Linked DNA regions of Homo sapiens: regions 1 and 3 are each linked to region 2. Evidence: chromatin contacts called from ENCODE Hi-C or POLR2A ChIA-PET data. All regions are on one chromosome and are shown on one strand. Each heading gives the region's core, a stretch centred on a gene start or an enhancer-like site at or near the end of the contact. The rest is flanking DNA. Distances are from core to core; before and after follow the strand shown.

Evidence for each region. Hi-C counts contacts between places; a loop is a spot of excess contacts on that map. ChIA-PET counts read pairs that join two places held with the same protein, here RNA polymerase II (POLR2A). Pooled maps may share reads with other maps.
Region 1: a loop to region 2 is called in a map of naive thymus-derived CD4-positive, alpha-beta T cell, with 4 times the contacts of the local background. The contact joins the promoter of CPSF6 here to the promoter of KCNMB4 in region 2. A Hi-C loop is called at or near these places in 1 of 168 maps with a recorded cell type or tissue (naive thymus-derived CD4-positive, alpha-beta T cell) and 8 of 50 pooled maps. POLR2A ChIA-PET finds 5 or more read pairs at or near these places in 1 of 52 experiments (PC-9).
Region 3: a loop to region 2 is called in a map of CD8-positive, alpha-beta T cell, with 8 times the contacts of the local background. The contact joins the promoter of TMEM19 here to the promoter of KCNMB4 in region 2. A Hi-C loop is called at or near these places in 2 of 168 maps with a recorded cell type or tissue (CD8-positive, alpha-beta T cell and OCI-LY7), 1 of 37 single-sample maps with no recorded cell type and 6 of 50 pooled maps.

The regions. Positions count from the first base shown.
Region 1 is chr12:69,237,659-69,241,228 of GRCh38, forward strand. CPSF6 (cleavage and polyadenylation specific factor 6) reads left to right here and starts at 1,911. Exons shown (of 10, transcript NM_007007.3): 1 at 1,911-2,048. The coding sequence starts at 1,989. RefSeq lists silencers at 1,734-2,233, 2,384-2,603 and enhancers at 2,067-2,647, 2,648-3,227.
Region 2 is chr12:70,364,547-70,367,919 of GRCh38, forward strand. It overlaps KCNMB4 (potassium calcium-activated channel subfamily M regulatory beta subunit 4), which reads left to right and starts at 1,744. Exons shown (of 3, transcript NM_014505.6): 1 at 1,744-2,524. The coding sequence starts at 2,189. RefSeq lists a silencer at 1,560-1,799.
Region 3 is chr12:71,684,765-71,687,988 of GRCh38, forward strand. It overlaps TMEM19 (transmembrane protein 19), which reads left to right and starts at 1,318. Exons shown (of 6, transcript NM_018279.4): 1 at 1,318-2,046. The coding sequence starts at 1,917. LOC124902965 (a long non-coding RNA gene) reads right to left here and starts at 1,300. Exons shown (of 2, transcript XR_007063367.1): 1 at 1,158-1,300. RefSeq lists silencers at 1,590-1,659, 1,650-1,865 and an enhancer at 3,214-3,224.

The DNA of each region.
Region 1 (3,570 bases), core at 661-3,160, 1.1 Mb before region 2:
TTTTTAATTGTATTGAAAGAAGATAAACTGCAATAGAAATCCTTGCATCTTCTCTGATTCTATTGCTTCCCTCTTTCACTTCTAAAGACCCTTGCAAATTACTTTGAGCCTACCGGACAATCAAGGTATCCCTATCCCTACCTCAAGATCCTTAACTTAATCATATCTGCAAGGGTAACATATTCACAGATTTCAGGGATCAGAATATGAACATCTATGGTGGGCCATTATTCTACCACACCACCAATCTAGAAAATACTCTCACCTTTAAACGTCAGTGTCTCTTTTCTTCTATAATGCCCCAAGAAAGAAAGTGAATCAGTATTTAAATACTGATTCTTGGAACAGGACAGGACACTTTGCATATTAACTCATATTAACTCATTTAAAGTATCACCAACCTTCAACCTTGGTGAGGTAGATATTATTGCTTGGATTTTAAAGATTCTGAGATTGAATATGAGAGTTGAAAACTTGACTGAGGTCATCTAGCTGATAAAATGTCTGATTAGAAATGGGTACCCAGATCACCAGACTGGCCTCCAGGACTGCAACCATGCTTTTTCCACCATACCAAGTGCAGATTGAGTCTTTTTTATGCAAAAATGCTTGGATTTGAGGGGATTTTGGAATATTTGCATATACATAAATTATCCAGGAGATGGGACCCAAGCCTAAACGAAATTCATTTATGTTTCACATATACCTTATACACACAGCCTGAAGATTATTTCATACAATACTTTTAGTTATTTTGTGCATGAAAAAAAGTTTTGATTGCATTTTTGACTGCGACCTGGCAAATAAGATCAGGTGTGGAATTTTCCACTTGTGGCATCATGTCAGTGCGCAAAAAGTTTCAGATTTTGGAGCATTTCAAATTTTTGGATTAGAGATGCCCAACCTTACAGATGTTGTTTGGGTTATTCTATGAATGATTTCTGGCCAGTTTCTCAGGAAACACGCTCTACTACAGTATATTTTTTAATGAGTGAAAAAGAAATTAAGAATGGAGGGGAAAGTTTCAAACTGGAGAGACATCTTTGAGTAAAGTATCGTGGCTGAATGTTCCTACCTTTATTGACCATGTGACCTGGTTAAATCACTTAGGTTCTATTAGGCCTCAGTCTTCTCTTCTGTAAAATGAGATGTTTAGACCTAAGGACACCTTTCCAGTTCCCTTCCCGTTGGGACATTCTAGGATTCTGAGAGAGAAGCCCCCCTGGCCTCAAGATACCTCCACTCTCTTGGGTGTGCTCTAAGATGACTGCATTCATGTTAGAAGCATCTGAACTACGCCAGAGACAACCTACTGTAGATCTAAGGAAGAAAAAATGAATGGCAATGAATGCGAGAGGAAGGTGGGGGGGAAAGAAGCCCACGAAGATTAGAGATGGAAATGGCAACATAAACAGCATGCAAAGATAACCACTGACGGGTATCTAGCGTTTACGATGCAAATAAAACTCTGCTGGTCTCTGAGGATGCAGAAACAAGACATTGTTTTTGGTCTTAAGCCGTTCACAGAATGCCCGGGGGTTACACTTTGCATTTAAGCACGGACATATAACTTCCACCTTTAAAAGTCCTGGATGTGAGAAAGATAAGAACAACGGATAAATGAAAATATTAACAAAACGTCTGAGTATGCCAGAGGCCACGTGAAAAGACGGTGTGTGGAAACAGGTGGGACCCACTGCTAAGCTGGATGCGCGAGTAGGACAAAAAAATTGGCCCCCACTCCCGGGCCTCACCCAGACACAAAAGAAACGTCCTCTGCCCTCAGAGGCGCAGCCTTTCCTCAGCCAGCAGAGCGGCTGGGCTGCAGAGTCCCCGCCCCCGGCCGGCCCCTGTCGCCCGCGCCTCCCTCCCTCGGGCCTCGGAAGTGACGCAAGCGCCCCCCCACCGCCGCTAGATCCGCTGCTGCTGCCGCGGCGGGCAGACCTGCAGGAGGCGGCGGCGGCGGCGGCGGCCGAGGCTGAAGGAAGATGGCGGACGGCGTGGACCACATAGACATTTACGCGGATGTCGGCGAAGAGTTCAACCAGGTACGTGAGAGCCCAGGTCCCCGCCGCCGACGCGGGCGGCGCTGCGGCCGGGAAGCTGACCCGGGGCCCGCTGCGGCCGCGAGCCGAAGCGACTGCAGAGTGTGCGCCCTTGCCGCCTCTGGGCCGCGCCGCCGACCCCTGGCGTGGCGCCCCCCCGCCCCTCGTTCTACCGCGTCGTTTCACGGGCCGCGGGCGCGGCGAGTCGCCGCGGGGCCCGGAGCGCGGACGCGGGCCGCTGTGCAGCTGCCGCCGGCTCCTCCCTCGCCGGCGCTGCCTCGCTCCCTATTGTTGGCGGCACCCGGCTGGCGCTTCCCGCCGCGCTAGGCCCGGGCGGTGGGGCCGCGTGTAAGCGGCGGAGAGAACTGGCCGCCGCCGCGCCCCCTCCCCCGTCGCTGGTCGGAGGAGGAAGCCCTGGCGGGGCGCGTGCCCGCCGCCGCCGCCCCTTCCCCGCCGCTGCCGCTCGGGCTCCGATTCCTCCCATCGCTCCATTTTGTCTCCCTGCCCGCGCACTGTCGCCTCATGGAAGGCCGCGTTCACGGCCCTTTGTATCCCGCGCGCCCAGTCCCCGGGGCTCTCCTTCTCGGGTTTGCGACAGGTTTCGGCGTGGCGCCTTCCTCCTCCCCTCACACTTTCTGAAGGCGACTGAGGTGCGGGCTCATTTGCAACAAGTCCTTTGACTTTTGGAGCCACAGATAAAAGTCGGTGCGCTGGTCCTGCCTCATTAATCCAGGGCTTGCAGTGCTTTGAAGCCCAGTCGTTGTTGGCCTTTGTGATGAAAATACCTGTGAAGATGAGTGGCCGGGGACCAAAAGGAAGAATTGGAAGCGCGATGGTTGGATGGAACAAAAAGATGTTAGCTCACCCACAGATCTCATAGTGATTAAAATGAAAGAACGTTCACCCCAAATCCTTATGATGTGGTTTAAAAATAAAGAGTTATAGATAAGACCCTATTTTCGAAAACAAAGTGTTAAATCCCCCCACCCCCACCCCCGGGCCCCGTGTTACCTTTTGAAAGGTTGAGCGAAAGTGAGAATGCAAGGTTTTCCTGAACGACGTTGCTTAGAGGTAACGCGGGGCTGTGATGTCTGTTAATGGGCATCCTTGCAAAAGATGTCGTTTGTTGCTAGTGACGTTTAAGGTTTGAACCTGCTGTTCGTATCTACTGCATTTTATGTAGTAACACATTTAAAACAATTAAATTGTGCTTAACTGCAATGTTCCTAAAAGCCTTATTTTTTTGTATTTCCCAGGTCCCTATGAGAAGTTTAATGAAATATTACTGGCTAATGTGGTTTTCCCACCTCCATTAACCATCATATTCGTGACTAGTTGCTCAGGCTTTTTAAAAAACAAGGAAACTCAAGAGATCTTTACTGTTTTATTTTTCAGGAATGACTTTGTGCCTCTGGTTTAAATATTAGAAAACAGAAAAATACCAGTTGGCTTTAAATGTTTGCTATTCAGTTAAAGACTGGATTTGTTTAAATGTAATACATTGTAATCAAAGGTTAAGTTTTTA
Region 2 (3,373 bases), core at 494-2,993:
GATTTGTGATTTTCGGTTATGCTATTTCAATTATTAAACTCACTTTTAAGCAATGTAATCACAATTGTCTTTATGCTAACAGGAAAAGAATACAATTCTTACATTTAAATTAAAAAAAGAAAATCTCAAAACCTGAAAGGTATTAGAGAACAAAGCATCTTCCTAATTTGGACGTTTTTCAAACTCTACATCTTCTTAATTTATTGAGAAAAAGACACTTAGGATCTTCCTGTAATTAATTTGCCCATTGCTGGGAAATACTTGTTACCTGTCATAATGTAGTGCTTCAAAATAACGTTATCAGAACTGCAGTCGAAAGGTACTCAATACCAGTTAAGTAACATTTGAAGTCCAGGAAAGAGAAGTCAAGAATTCCATGATTCCATGTTTCCGTATTCATCAGGAACATAATTAAGAGTTTATTCATTTGAGACTTACAAGCAAACAAAAAAAGTTTATGTAGTTTGCAAGGAAGTTAATATTCTGATTTTATTCTTCGAAATGTACATATAAATAGTTCTCAAGTTTGATTTTATGATAAAAGTGTAGTTTGGGAAAAGGTCATTCTAACTTTAAAAAGGTCGCGAAAACAATAGAGGCTGAAGCATTGTTAGCGTAATTGGGGGAGGAGGGAGCAACGGCAAGAATTAAGAGCAGAACACAGGTCTAGAAACAGTACCTGTCCCAAAGTGGGTCTGCCCGGCGCTGTCGCTTTAAGCAGCGCTCCTGGAAACCTCATCTACAAATCCTGGGGCGGGTCAGGGGTGGCAAGACTCCTAAGGAGGGAAACGACAGAAATGATTCTGTTCTTGCGAGCCCCAAAGCAAGAGTACTTTTCTGATGGGTAAAGTGGTATTTCTTTCCAGGCTGCAAAGCTCTCCACCTTTTTCCTTTGGTCTCAGTCAGCCCCAGCCATGGGGGCAAATCAAGTTGGGGTCAACTCGGCTGCCAGAGACCTAAGTTGCCACAAGGGTCACCGACGACCTAAGCAGCAAGTTTCCTTCGTCCAGCCTCCTGCCCCCACGCACATTGCCTCCACAGCAAACTCCACCTGACTCAGCTTGTTTAACTCCAATCCTGCAGCCCTCCCGGCCTCAGCAGGGTCAGGGGGCGCGGGTCTGCGCCAAGACGGTTAGGAGGCCCAAGTCCTGGGACTGGACGGTTACTGCGCTCCCTTGGGCGCAGCCGCTGGCGGCGTGGGCGCGGCTGGGTCACGCCTCCGGCACCACCGCGCGCCAGCCCGCCCGTGGCATGGGAACCTGCGATTCAGTCGTCCCCGGGGACCTCCCAGCGCACACCGCTAGCCTGGGGCTTTCACCTCGATCCGCCCGGCCTGGGCGGCTCGTGTCCTCCCACACCGCCACCCGTGCCCGCTTCCCGGGGTGCGCCCGGAGCCTGGCCGCTCTCCCTGCAGGTGACCAGTACTCGTTTGGAGTTCAAGATTCCCGCCGCTCCACTTGAACTCCACCCTCCCCTCTTATTATTATTATTATTTTAACTTCCCTCCGGTTAAGCTAAATTGATCTTAATCTTTCATCTCGGACGTCCCTCTAAGGGGAGTGAGCGAAGATTCCGATTGCAAGTCGCCGCTGTCGCTTGTGCCCGTCAGCCCCTCGCCCAAAGGAGACGCCCCCGGGCGGGGCGGGGCGGAGCGGGGCGGGGCGGAAGGGCCCGGGTCTGCTGCGGACGGGGCGGGGCGGAGCCTCCTCCTGCACGGGGGAGCCCCCGGGCTCGCCCCAGCTCAGACACTCCTAGCCTTGGGGCAGCTGCCGGGCGAGTCAGCGGAGTAGCGGCCAGCGGGCGATGGAGACAGAGAGACACCCGACGAGAGGAGGCGGGGTGGGGGAGGCGGGGAGAGTGCGGGGGCGGAGGCTGGCAGGGGGCGCTGGAAGCTGGAGCGGTCCGTGCGCTCCCCGCGCCCGAGGGTGCAGGAGGCTCTGAAGCGGCTGCTGCACCGCGGGGCCCAGGCGGCGGCTGGGGGGCTGGGGGGCGCTGCCGCCGCCGCCGCCGGGGGCGTCGCTGGCCTCGGCCCCTTTGTTCTCGCGCGCTCCCCCTCGCCGCCCACTCCCCTGCTGTCGCGCGGCGGCGGCGGTGGCGGCGGCGGCTCCTCCCGCCCGAGGCAGTCGGGCTCGGCGCCGGGGGCGGGAGGGGGCGGGGGGAGCACGCCAGCCGCCGAGAGTGGGGGGCGATGGCGAAGCTCCGGGTGGCTTACGAGTACACGGAAGCCGAGGACAAGAGCATCCGGCTCGGCTTGTTTCTCATCATCTCCGGCGTCGTGTCGCTCTTCATCTTCGGCTTCTGCTGGCTGAGTCCCGCGCTGCAGGATCTGCAAGCCACGGAGGCCAATTGCACGGTGCTGTCGGTGCAGCAGATCGGCGAGGTGTTCGAGTGCACCTTCACCTGTGGCGCCGACTGCAGGGGCACCTCGCAGTACCCCTGCGTCCAGGTCTACGTGAACAACTCTGAGTCCAACTCTAGGGCGCTGCTGCACAGCGACGAGCACCAGCTCCTGACCAACCCCAAGGTAAGAACGCCCCGCGCACCCAGGGGCTCCCCGCGAGGGAGGTTTGGAGGCAGCGTCGGTGTTAGACTCCGCGCGGGGAGGGTTCGGCGTGTGCTCGCATTGCTAGGAGGAGACCAGGTGGCGCAGGCTGTGCTCAAACCAGGAATGACTACATCAGGGAGCCCCAGGGCTCCGGTCTTTTCAGGTGGGTTTACGCGCGGCGACCAGTGGTGCCCAGAGGCTTACTTTAAAACCTGTCTTGCCTGGTCTCAGATTTTGAGGCCTCGACCCAGTCCGGGTCCTGCGCCTACCGGACTGGGTTTGGAGAAGTGCAAGGAGCCAAGAAAGTTAACTTTTCCTCCATTTAAAGCCAGTGGTTAGCGGGGATCCACCTACTCCAGCTCACGGTCAAGGTCCGAGCTTCAGCTGGTCTCATCTAGAACTCAGATGGAATGACCTTCCTTGAAAGGTCGAGGGGACTCTCGAAAGTTGTGAGAGAGTTCCTCACCTTTTCGCTCTACATAGGCATTTTCAACTTGGGGTTCAAAGATAAGCTTTTGTGGCTTGACAAACGACCCGGAATCAAATGTGGAATATTGCGGGTCCATTTTGGGAAGTACAGAGGGCTCCTAGTTTTCATGAAATAGATTCTCAAAAGAGTCTACAGGGAGCCTAGTTACCCTTTGTGTTTAGGGACAGTCAGGAGTCGTCTGGAGAACAGTAAAACTTGCTGAAAATAGAAAACCTTCAGTGAAATGTACCTAATATGACTTCTCTGACAACTTCTATTGGTCTCGAAAGCAAGCAAGAAGAAAAAGAAAAAGAAAAAAAAAAAAGATAAAACCTGGTTAGGACTCCCGGGATGGAGAG
Region 3 (3,224 bases), core at 68-2,567, 1.3 Mb after region 2:
GACCTGACACAGCTACACCACAGTGTTGGGAGATAGCTTGACATTCACAACTAGGCTATGATTTTCCTATCGAACACCAACTAATCAGAGAGGGTCACTCTGTGACTGTGGTGAAGCAAGGCAAAAAAAAGAAAAAAAAAAAAAAGACCAGTTTATAATTTTGTCTAAGCAGAGACAAAAACAATGCGACTGTGCAAACCACAAAACATTAGCTTTCATTATTAATAATTTTACCCAGTAGTCTGGTAACATTGATACTGGCCAGTCAGCTTGGTGAAATAATCCAAACATTTACCTATGCAGAACAGACTAAGACAAAAATAAAGTAGGCACATAATACATTTCAGCATAAAGACCATATATGTATATTATCTAGTACAGGAAGCCCACTACTATTTAGTCCTACTTCACAGATTTGATTCTTAGTTAACTACTTAATTAGATGTCTTACCAAAGAAAATGACAAGCTGTCTTGGCATGTATTTTGAAATTTAAAATAATGTGAGCTTTTTTAAAGTAACTACTCTTGGGGCTTAAAACACAATTGCATACTGTGTCTGAAATGGATTTGGCTCCTCTTCTTACACTGTCAGCAATTAACTGAAAAAATTGATAAATATTATGTAATTATCAGTTAATTACTGTTAACCCAGGCAAACAAGTTAATTTCACATAAAACATGAAATCAGGCCGGGCGCTGTAGCTCACGCCATTAAACCCAGCACTTTGGGAGGCCGAGGTGGGTGGATCCCCTGAGGTCAAGAGTTCGAGACCAGCCGGGCCAACATGGCAAAACCCCGTCTCTACTAAAAATATAAAAATTAGCCGGGCGTGGTTGTGGCGCCTGTAATCCCAGCTACTCCGGAGGCTGGAGCAGGAGAATCGCTTAGAACCTGGGAGGCGGTGGTTGCAGTGAGCAGAGATCGTGCCACTGCACTCCAGCCTGGGCGGCAGAGAGAGACACTGTCTCGAAAAAAAAAAAAAGAAAAGAAAAGAAATCAGCCACGATTCAGATTTTTAATGCTAACAAGACGTTTTGCTTTCTAAATGCACACACCTTTAATATAAGGGGTGTGAGGACAGATATTTCCACAATCTAAGTGGTGTTATGACAATAATTACGAGAGCTCAGTAATAGAAACTATGTTTAACTTTACCTCGCTAGCAGCCAGGAGTCTAGCACATTATAGGTACTAAACAATGTTGTTTAGTACCTATAATGTGGTTTTGGAGAAGCAGTGCAAACGCAGCCGGCCAGGATGCCAGCAGTGCCTGCCCACGTGAGCTAGGCGACATCCCCCTAAGCGGCTGCGGCGCATGCCCACAGCGGGCGAGGCGCTAGAGGCGGGGGCGCCGGGAGGCGCGGGCTTTGCTCCTGGGGTCTCGGCCTTGGCCGGCTGGACCTGACCCTAGGGCGGCTTGCGCAGCTGTCGGGACGTGACTGCGTTCAGCCGCGTCGGGCGTGCTTCCCAGACTTGCCCAAGTTCGGGTGCCCTAGCTGCCCCTTTGCAGCCGCTGGCCTACCCGGCCCGCGGGTGAGAAGGTTGCGACGGGAGGTGGGTGGAACTCGCCAGCGCCGGGACCGCGGATTGGCTGCCTCGGCTTTCTCTTTTCCCCGTGGGCTCCGGCGTGAGGCGCTGAAGCGGCCGGCAGCCGGCGACCGGCCCTCACCGTCCGCCGGGTTGCGCTCTGCTTTTGCGGTGAGGCGTTGACCACGCCCATATGAATTGGAGCTCTCCGCCAGTAGGAGTTTCCGGAAGGAGTTTGAATTTTTGTGATTTTTATGCTTGTTTGGTCGGTGGAATATGTTGGGATTTATGTTTGCCTCTGAACAAGTGTCTTGCTCACATCGTAAATGACTTTCTCTCCGAAACGCTAAATATTCTTTCCCGCAGGAGCTCATATCCTTATTTTCCATGACAGATCTTAACGACAATATATGCAAAAGATATATAAAGATGATAACTAATATAGTTATACTGAGCCTGATCATTTGCATTTCGTTAGCTTTCTGGATTATATCAATGACTGCAAGCACCTATTATGGTAAGTCTGAGTGTTCTAAGTTGTTTCTCTGTAATCTAGTCAGAGGAAATTAAAACCATACCATTGTGAAATCCAAAACTCATATCCTCTGAATGGTTATGAATGGTTGTGTTTACTTAACTTCCATAGCCTGATTTAACTTACTAACATGATAGTATAAACAATGCCTTTAATAAATGCTTGTTGTGATAATTCGAGTTATACCTATTTCTTTTTTTTTTTAATTTTTATTTTGTATAAGATAGGGGTCCCTCTGTGTTGCTAGGCTGGTCTCAAACCCCTAGGCTCAAGTGATCCTCCCACCTGTGTCTCCCAAAGTGCTGGCAATACAGGCCACCACTTCTGGACTAGTTACACCTATTTCAAAATGTCTTTATATTTTATGTAACTATTCCATCTGTCTTGGTAAAAGATAAGTGAGGCGAATATAGCTTTGTAAAGCAATTACAGTGATGCTTTTAATTTTGAATAAGAATATTAGTAATGGGCCAGGCGCGGTGGCTCACGCCTGTTATCCCAGCACTTTGGGAGGCCGAGGCGGGCAAATAACCTGAGGTCGGGAGTTCAAGACCAGCCTGGCCAACACGGTGAAACCCCAGCTCTACTAAAACTAGAAAAAAGCTGTAATCCCAGCTACTTGGGAGATGGAGGCAGGAGAATCACTTGAACCCTGGAGGCGGAGGTTGCAGTGAACCAAGATTGAGCCACTGCACTCCAGCCTGGGCCACAGAGCGAGAATCCGTCTCAAAAAAAAAAAAGTAGTAATGTAGTTTATCAGTTTCACATGTTCTGTAAAAATAATAAGAATTAAAAACGGTATACTATTTACATTTGGAGAGCTGAAGGACTTATCTGCCATTTGGTTGCTTCAAAAGAATAGACTCCTTTTAAAGCCTAAAGCTACATTGCTTAAATATAAGGTACTCTGGACTCAGATCTTTAAAGTTTTAAAGGTGCTTTAGAGCATAAGCCTCCATTTACACAAACTTCCTTCTCCTATGAAAACAAAATACTGGTCAGTTTGCAACAAAGGAAAAATGAAAAGGAGAATGAGAATGCTTGTATCGTAAGGGATTGCCATTTCAGACTGTAGGCTTTTTGCAAAGAGACATGTGAATAGTTGGAAAGGGTTCTCCAGGCTACAGAAGCTCTCAGTGCAGTTCGTTCATAATGATTCA